2 separate regions of the Homo sapiens genome follow, and region 2 is linked to region 1. Evidence: read pairs that join two places in POLR2A ChIA-PET (ENCODE). Cell type or tissue: GM12878. All regions are shown on one strand. Links, peaks and the distances in the headings refer to the core of each region. The heading gives the core; the rest is flanking DNA. Region 1 overlaps EXPH5 (exophilin 5). Region 2 has its middle 24 kb from the start of DDX10.

Evidence for each region. Peaks named below come from ENCODE experiments on the same cell type or tissue, not always from the same donor. Only the 100,000 strongest peaks of a DNase experiment are listed, where the experiment ranks them.
Region 2: POLR2A ChIA-PET joins it to region 1 with 5 read pairs; 6 of 35 experiments call an interaction of 5 or more read pairs at or near these places.

What each region holds. Positions count from the first base shown.
Region 1 is chr11:108,585,581-108,589,977 of GRCh38, forward strand. All of the region lies in intron 1 of EXPH5 (exophilin 5), which reads right to left. Among named protein-coding and RNA genes, the nearest start is that of EXPH5, 6.0 kb to the right of the region's middle. In GM12878, for the core only: a CTCF peak has its summit at 2,877; a DNase peak (open chromatin) is centred at 1,767.
Region 2 is chr11:108,639,031-108,643,427 of GRCh38, forward strand. No RefSeq gene overlaps it. Among named protein-coding and RNA genes, the nearest start is that of DDX10, 24 kb to the right of the region's middle. In GM12878, for the core only: no CTCF peak of the experiment used is centred there; no DNase peak of the experiment used is centred there.

The sequences.
Region 1 (4,397 bases), core at 95-4,094:
TCTTTATAAATTACCCAGTCTAAGGTATTTTGTTGTAGTAGCCTGAATGACAAAGACAGAGATTGGAACTCTTATATACTGTTGGTAGGAATGCAGAATGGTACAGCTGTGGGAAAAACAGTTTGGCAGTTTCTTGCAAATTCAAGAATATGATCCAGCAATTCCACTACTAATAAAAATCATGTTCACACAAAAGCCTGCTCATGGATGTTGATAGCAGCATTATTTAATATCATCAAAATGTGTAAACAAAACAAGTGTTCTTCAGTGGGTGAAAGGATAAACGAACTGTAGTAATCCATATAATGAAATACTAAATACTACTCAGCAATATAAAGGAATGAATTATTTATTTATTTGTTCATTTATTTATTTTGAGATGAAGTCTTGCTCTGTAGCCCATACTGGAGTGCAGTGGCACCATCTCAGTTTACTGCAACCTCCACCTCCCAGGTTGAAGTGATTCTCCTGCTTCAGCTTCCTGAGTAGCTGGGACCACAGACGCGTGCCACCACGCCTGGCTAATTTTTGTATTTTTAGTAGAGACAGAGTTTTGCCATGTTGGCCAGGCTGCTCTCAACCTGGCCAACATGGCGAAACCTCAAGTGATTCTCCTACCTCGGCCTCCCGAAGTGTTGGGATTACAGGTGTGAGCCACCTTGCCTGGCCAGAATGAATTATTTATACATACGACAACCTGTGTGACCCTCATTTTACTGAGTTAAAGAAGCCATTCTCAAAAGGTTATGTATTCTGTGCTTCCATTTATATAACATTCTTTAACAAATAAAACGGTAGTGTTGAAGAACAAAATAGTGGTTGCCAGGATAAGTTACTCCCTCCCTGATCCCCTTTCCTCCCTCCCCCATCCCCTTTCCTCCCTCCCCCATCCCCTTTCCTCCCTCCCCCATCCCCTTTCCTCCCTCCCCATCCTCTTTCCTCCCTCCCCCATCCCCTTTCCTCCCTCCCCCATCCCCTTTCCTCCCTCCCCCACCCCCTTTCCTCCCTCCCCCATCCCCTTTCCTCCCTCCCCATCCTCTTTCCTCCCTCCCCCATCCCCTTTCCTCCCTCCCCCATCCCCTTTCCTCCCTTAACTGCTGTTAAATGCATCGTTTCAAAGTGAAAACCAAGGTAAGCTTTATCAATATAAAAAAACACAACTTTTTGTTGGGGTGCAGAGAATTTGGTCACTGTCATCTCCCATTTCCTCTTTCATCTAGAAAGCCTAACACACCATGGAATGAGGAAGCTGGCTCCTGTGATCTGTTAATATTTGAAGTATGGCCTTTTAATAGGGCCATTGGCAATGTCAATAAGGAAACATCCTGAGAAGGAGAGGGCGATGAGCCTATAGCTCTCAAATCTCACAGCTTGGGGAATAACTCACTACAGAAAAACCGACCTGAATGAAGGTGAAGGAGAGAATCCACCCACGTTTACGAAAGACCATGCCTTAGCTAGCACTTCTTAGTTCTTAGCCACCTTCTTCTCAATTTTAAGACCCTGCTGTGCTAAACAGGAAGGAAAGCATTTTCTTTTCTTTTCTTTTATTATTACGATACTTTAAGTTTTAGGGTACATGTGCACAATGTGCAGGTTAGTTACATATGCATACATGTGCCATGCTGGTGTGCTGCACCCATTAACTCGTCATTTAGCATTAGGTATATCTCCTTACTAAACTTAACCTGACCTCCTTTTGACCTTCATGTGGTTCTCAGGTTTAAGACCATCTGTGCTAATGAGGAATGAAAGTATTTTCTGACTAACCTTCACCTGACTTTCTTTCGCCCTTCACCTGGTTTCCTCAGATCTTTCTTTCCCTTAGTTTGTATTGCCTATAGCAGTAAGTTAAGTTCCATTTGACTAGGTATTGAGTACCGAAGTGTGTGAGGCTCTCCATCCCTGAAATAATCCTTGACCACAAGGAATCAAGGTTGATGTACAACTTACCATGTACCAACTTACCTGTGCACACATTAACATTGTAAAGAAAAGGACAAGGGCAGAAAAACATTTAGACATTTTTAAAAAGAAATTTACCCTTACAAGTTATTTATTTTTTAAAAGACATTTTTAAAAAGTATTTTACCTTCGTAACGGACATTTATGAAAGTAAAAAATAGTCAAACATTCCATATTTATTATCCAAAGAAACAGTTTTATTTATTTATTTATGTATTTATTTCAAGACAGAGTTTTGCTCTTGTTACCCAAGCTGGAGTACAATGGCGCGGTCTCGGCTCACTGCAACCTCCACCTCCTGGGTTCAAGCGATTCTTCTGTCTCAGCTTCCCAGGTAGCTGGGCTTATAGGTGCCAGCCACCAAGCCTGGCTAATTTTTGTATTTTTAGTAGAGATGGGGTTTCACCGTGTTGGCCAGGCTGGTCTCAAACTCCTGACCTCAGGCAATCCACCCATCTCAGCCTCCCAAAGTGCTGGGATTACAGGCGTGAGCCACAGCACCTGGCCCTATTTTTAATAACATATGATAACTAAAAAATAAAACAGTAGTAAAAGGGTTAAAGTCCCTTTAAATGTGATTCCCCAAAGATAATCATTTTAACAGTATAAAGTCTTCCTTATAGAATGCATATATGCATTTTTAACATAAATGGTTGCCAGCAATTTTTTCTATATAGGCAGATGGTATCAGTTATCTTCCCATACCCATTATGCCATTTTCCTTAGTAATAACATCTCCAACTTTTAGCTGAGCATTTGACTACATAGAATTGTGTGTTTTTTATTTTTATGGTGAATGGAGATAAAATAGCAAGAGATTTAAAGTGGATAGATCCCAGTCCTGGTTCTGTTATGAGCTAGATGGGCCAGGTGAGGAAAGTCACTTCAACTTTTTGGTACTGTAGGAGGCAGCACAGCACAGTGATTATGTACAGATGGAGTTCCCAAATCGGACACTCCCTAGCAGTATTATCTCAAGCATGTCACTTACCCTTTCTAAGCTTCCTTTGTCGAATGGAGATAAAGATATCCCTTAACTCATCAGGTTGTTGTAAGAATTAAATGAGATAGTGCACACAAAGAGCTTAGCATGGGTCAATACTCAACAAATGTTAGCTATTATTACAGTTGTTTTATTAGCTTTTGGAAAAGAAGATAATAGTATTTGCTTTATCAGGTTGAGGATGAGGATAAAAAAATATGAAAGACTTTATAAGCTAAAAGAGTTATAATATCACTAAGCTTAAAAAGAACACTGCTGCTTGGCATTGGGATATGGAACGATATTATTATAGTAGTTCTGTGTGTATTGCCTGTGGGGACAAATCCACAGGAGTAACTAGACAGGAAAATGTATCTGAGAGGAAGTTCTCCCTCAGTTTAAAGGAATTAACTAAATTGGATGCCATTGGAAAGTGCAGACAGCTCAGAGATCCGTGGTGTGTTAATCTGGTACTTTGTTATGTTTCAGAACTTGCTCAAGCCTCCTGAGCACACTTGTGACTTCCAGGCATTGTTCTTGTTGTCCCTTTTCCAGGCCACACAGGACTGCATAAGGGCGAGCTACAGTTCATCTTACACATTCTATCGCCAATGAAAACCTTTCATAGACTGAAGCCATTTGGGACAGAATCTGTGTTTTATTTTCCACTGTATTCTCAGGGCCAATCCAGTGTCTGGCACACAGTAAAAAGCCCAATCAGTAGACATCCAATGTCTCTAGAAACTCTGCCCCTTAGCCAGAGGCAGATTTCACAGGCTGGGAGAGGAGAGGGCAGGCAGAATGTGTAGGGGAGGCAGGAGGCTTGTGTATCTGGCTTTTAACCTCTGCCGGATGTGGCAGCTGCCACCAGCTATAGACCACTTTATGACTTTGACATATACAGTCCTGTTCAGACCTGTGCCACAGCTCAAGGATATTAGTGTAAATCAATCAGAAAAAACTAAATTCTGGAAAACCCTCCTGGGCTGCAATCTTGCCATGGAGCAAAAAATGGTCTAAATCTAGACATGCCATTTAAAAACTTGATTACTCCAGGCACCGTAACATCTGGTTCTGATGCCAGATAGATTTAGGTTCAAATTCTATCTCTGACGTTTATGAGCTGTGTGACCTTAGGCAAGTTCCTTAACGTTGCTAAATTTCAGTTTTCCTTCTATAAAAAGCCATTAATAATACCCCAAGAAATGGTTGTGAGGATTATTCAATCTTGATGGGTAAAGTAGTTTTGAAATAGATCTGGATTATAAATTCTGGCTCTGCTGCTTAAGTTGGACAAAATACTCGACCTTTTTTAATTGTTTCCTTCTCTGTGAAATGAGAATTAAAGTGTATACCTAATGAGGTTATTGGGAGGATTAATTAAATCTGTATAACATGTTTAGTACAGTGCCTAGTATATAGTAAGGGCCTAATAAATGTTAGCTGTCGT
Region 2 (4,397 bases), core at 231-4,230, 54 kb after region 1:
GAGTTGCTGTGGGAACTCCCAACTCTACTTAGGAATGATATTCGTGTAGTTTTTACTCAACAAATATTTATGGAGCACTTGCTGTGTGCCAGGTGCTGTTCTAGGTACGGGTATACAGCAGGGAGCAAAACAGAAAAAAATTCCCTGCCCTCATATGACCAATATTCTAGTGCAATGGACAAAAATAAGAGGAAATATACATGGTAAAAGGCCTTTGTGGAAAGATAATTTTGTCTTTTTTTGAGATGGGGTCTTGCTCTGTTGCCCGGCTGGAGTGCAACAATGCAGTCATAGCTCACTGCAGCCTCAACTTTCTGGGCTCAAGCAATCCTTCTGACTCAGCCTCCTGAGGAGCTGGGACTACAGGCATGCACCACCACACCTAGCTAATTTTTTATTTTTTGTGGAGATGGGGTCTCACTATGTTGCTCTGGCTAAGAAAAGGGGATTTTTGATAAAAGACTTAAAGGAAGTAAGGAAGCCAGCTTCAGAAGGAATAGTAGATGTAAAGACCCTAATGTTGAAAACATGCCTGGTGTGTTCAAGGAAGAGCAAGGAGGCTGGTATAACCAGAGCTCAGAGAGTAGGGGGAAAGTAGTAAAAAATGAGGTCAAAGAGAACACAGGAAGTCAGATCATGGGGTTCTTACAGGTCATAATAAGGACCTCACTTTTTACTCTGAATGGGACCGTAAGCCATGGAGAGTTTTGAGCAGGGGAGTGACATGATTAGACTCAGATTTTAACAGGATCACTCTACCTGCTGTGTGAAGAGACAGGAGGTAACAATGATAGAAATTAGGAGAACAGTAAGAGGCTAATGCAATGATGTGAGAGAAGGAAGAGAAAGGTGGGTGGGACCAGGTTAGTGGTAGTGGCAGTAATAAAAAGTTACTGAATTCTGAAGATATCTCAACAATGGCCCGGTTGTTTAAAAAAAACTGAATTCTGAAGATATTTTGAAGGTTGAGCTAACACAATTTATAAATGGAGTGAGGATGTCCATTTAAGAGTGACACTAAGTTTTAACCTGAGAAACTCAAAGGATTGAATTGTAATAAGCTGAGCTGGAGCAGATTGAGAGGAATGGTTTGAAGGAGTGAACTTATCAGGGCTTAAGGCTAAGCTGGACATGTTAAGCTTGAAGTTTTAGCCATCCAAGTGGAGTTGTCAAACAGGTAGTTGGATACACAGGGCTAGAAGCTAGAAAAGAGGTTTGTGCTAGAGATATAAATTTGGGTTTCCTCACTTTCGAGATGGTATTTAAAACCATGCAACCAAGAGACTTCATCTAGGAAGTGAGTTGGGGCTCAAAAACTGATACCCCAAATATGGCATTCTGACATACAGAACTGAAGAAGACTCAAGGCCTCTCTCAAAGAAGTTGAAATTCCTTTATCTGCCTAACATCCAGAATCAACAAGAACAATGATTATTTTTTCTTCCCCTCCTTCATATCTCTCATTATCTATCACAGAAAAGAAGACCAAGAATGTAACCACACCTAAACAGACCCTTTCACAAGATAATGTCTGTTTCTCAGACTCATTCAAATTCCAAAGAGACATTATTTACCAGCTAATCTCTGTTTCACATCCATTCATTCTCCCTAGTAATAATTTATTTCTCCTCAACAGAATTTCTCTTCTTCCCCCACCCCATAACCTGTTTTACCAGGATCCAAGCCCTGATTCTTTCTGCAACCTCAAGATGGTATTGTCGATGTAAAAGGAAGAAGCTGAAGCAAAATTAATATAAGTAGAGAGTTTATTTGGGCCAAGGTTGAAGATTGCAACCAGGATCATAGATTCCAGTTGCCCTGAATATACACTCTAGCAGTGTATAATTTATAGAGCAGTTACAAGGCAATTTTTAAAGGCAAAAAATGGGGACAGGGAGTGAGCTGGTGCAAAGTTGTTTGTCAGGAATTCTCACTGGTTTTCAGAAATAATATTGATTAGTGATTGGCTATACATGGTTAAGCTGTAGGGTGTGGGTTATATTATAGCGCCTGGTGTGGCATTGTTAGGTTCATTTATAGCTATTTGTGGCAATAGCAAGCAGTTTCAAGAGATGAATACAGAGAGCTCATATGGGGGAGTAGGGTGTGATTTCTGTCTCATTTAATGCTTCTCTGGGCCTAATAATTTGAAAGAGCTCACATTCATTCTTCTTATGAAAGTTATTTTCTTTCCTCAGTGTATAAGCTTCTGCAGCTGACAGGGAGGTTGGGTCTTCATTCTGAAAGCTCTTATGCATACACATTAAATAAATTTGTATGCTTCTTTTTCTATTATTCTGCCTTATGTCAGGAATTTTCAGTGAAACTTTGGAGGGCAAAATGAAAGTGTTCCTTGGCCCCTACAAAAGAAAGAAAGATCTAAAAACTTGGATCTCTCCAAAATTTAGGGGTCAGACCTGAGAGGGAACCAGAAAAGGAAACTCAGGAGTGGCAAGACAGATTAAAAAAAAAAAAAAAAGAAATCCAACAACTGTGGTGTCCTGGAGCCAAATGAAAAGAGTGGAGGAGAAGAGAGAAAGCAACTGTGTCAAATAGTGCTGCTGGGATTGACACCTGGATTTGGCATTAAAGTAACCTTGATAGAACAACGTAGGTGGATTGGTGAAGCAAAAACCTGATTAGAGTGGATTCAAAGCTAACAGGAAGAGATATTAAAGACACCAAGTACAGACTGAACTTTCAAGGATGTTTTCTGTAGAGATGTAAACCAAAAATAAAATTCTAAGCCTCCCCAACCAAACAAATGGACCCCTCCTCTCAGTCAAGGGCATTCCAAAGTTAACCTAAAAAGCTAGTTCAGGCCATGATGGGAAGTGGGGGTTGGACATGCCTCATTATACCCTCCTCCCTTTGGAATTCAGGCACAGGTGACCAGCATTAACATTATAACAGAGCTCTTAAGAATGACAAAATAGACTTTTTGTAGAAATAAGGCACCAAATTCCAGCCTGACTCTAGTATAGCATCATGTGACAGACAGCAGGCCCTGAAGAAATTGAATCATTGGCCTGGCACGGTGGCCCATGCCTGTAATCCCAGCACTTTGGGAGGCTGAGGCAGGCAGACCACTTGAGGTCAGGAGTTCAAGACCAGCCTGGGCAAGATGGTGAAACCCTGCCTCTACCCAAAAATACAAAAATTAGCCAGGTGCAGTGGTGCATGCCTGTAATTCCAGCTACTTGGGAGGCTGAGGCATGAGAATCGCTTGAACCCCAGAGGCAGAGGTTGCAATGAGCAGAGATGGTGCCACTGCACTCCAGCCTGGGTGACAGAGTGAGACGCTGTATATATATAAAAAACAAACAAACAAACAAAAAAAAACAGAAAGAAAGAAAGAAGAAAGAAAGAAAAAAGAAAAAAAATTTAAATAAATAAAAAAATTAAAAAAAATTGAAGCACTTTACCCCAAAATGAAAAACTCTACACTCTGTAGAGAAACTCCATTCCTTTCCAGGTCTTTTCCCTGATCCAGGAGAGAACTAAGGGTCTGGCACCTTTTTAGATCTGATAAGAGCTCTGAAGCCTGCTACCTAGAGGCCTCATCTGCATGATAAAACCTTGGTCTCCAAAATCCTTTATCTTAACCCAGAAGTTCTTTTCTATTGATTCCAGGTCTTTAGAGAATAACTCCTTTAACCAATTGGCAATCAGAAAATCTTTAAATCCACCTATGAATGACCAGGAACCCCTACCCCCTTCAAGTTGTCTTGCCTTTCTGGACTAAACCAATGTACATCTTACATGTATTGATTGATGTCTTATCACTCCCTAAAATGTATAAAATCAAGCTGTAGCCATACTACCCCTGGGTACATGTTCTCAGGATCTCCTGGAGCTGTGTCACAGGCCATTGGTCACTCATATTTGGCTCAGAATAAATCTTATCAAATATTTCAGAGTTTGACTCTTCATGTTGACAGAGAGGAGAGAGATGGCATAATAGCTCATCAAGAGAAGTTTTTGTTTCTGGTTTTTTTTTTCTATTAAAAAAAGTGCTGGGCATGCCGGCTTACACCTGTAATCCTAGCACTTTGGGAGGCCCAGGTGGGTGGATCACTTGAGCCCAGGAGTTTGAGACCAGCCAGGATAACACGGCAAACCTCGCCTCTTCTGAAAATACAAAAATTTGACAGGTGTAGTGATGCACGCCTGTGGTCCCAGCTACTTGGGAGGCTGAGGTGGGTGGATTGGTTGAGCCTAAGAGGTGGAGATTGCGGTGAGTCGAGATGGTGCCACTGTACTCCAGCCTGGACGATAGAACGAGACCTTGTCTCAAAAAATAAAAGAAAATAATAAAATAAAATTGGGACGAGGAGAGAAAGTGCACAATTGCTGGGCTGCATTGAGATCCTTGAGTAGCCTAGAGGGGATGGCAT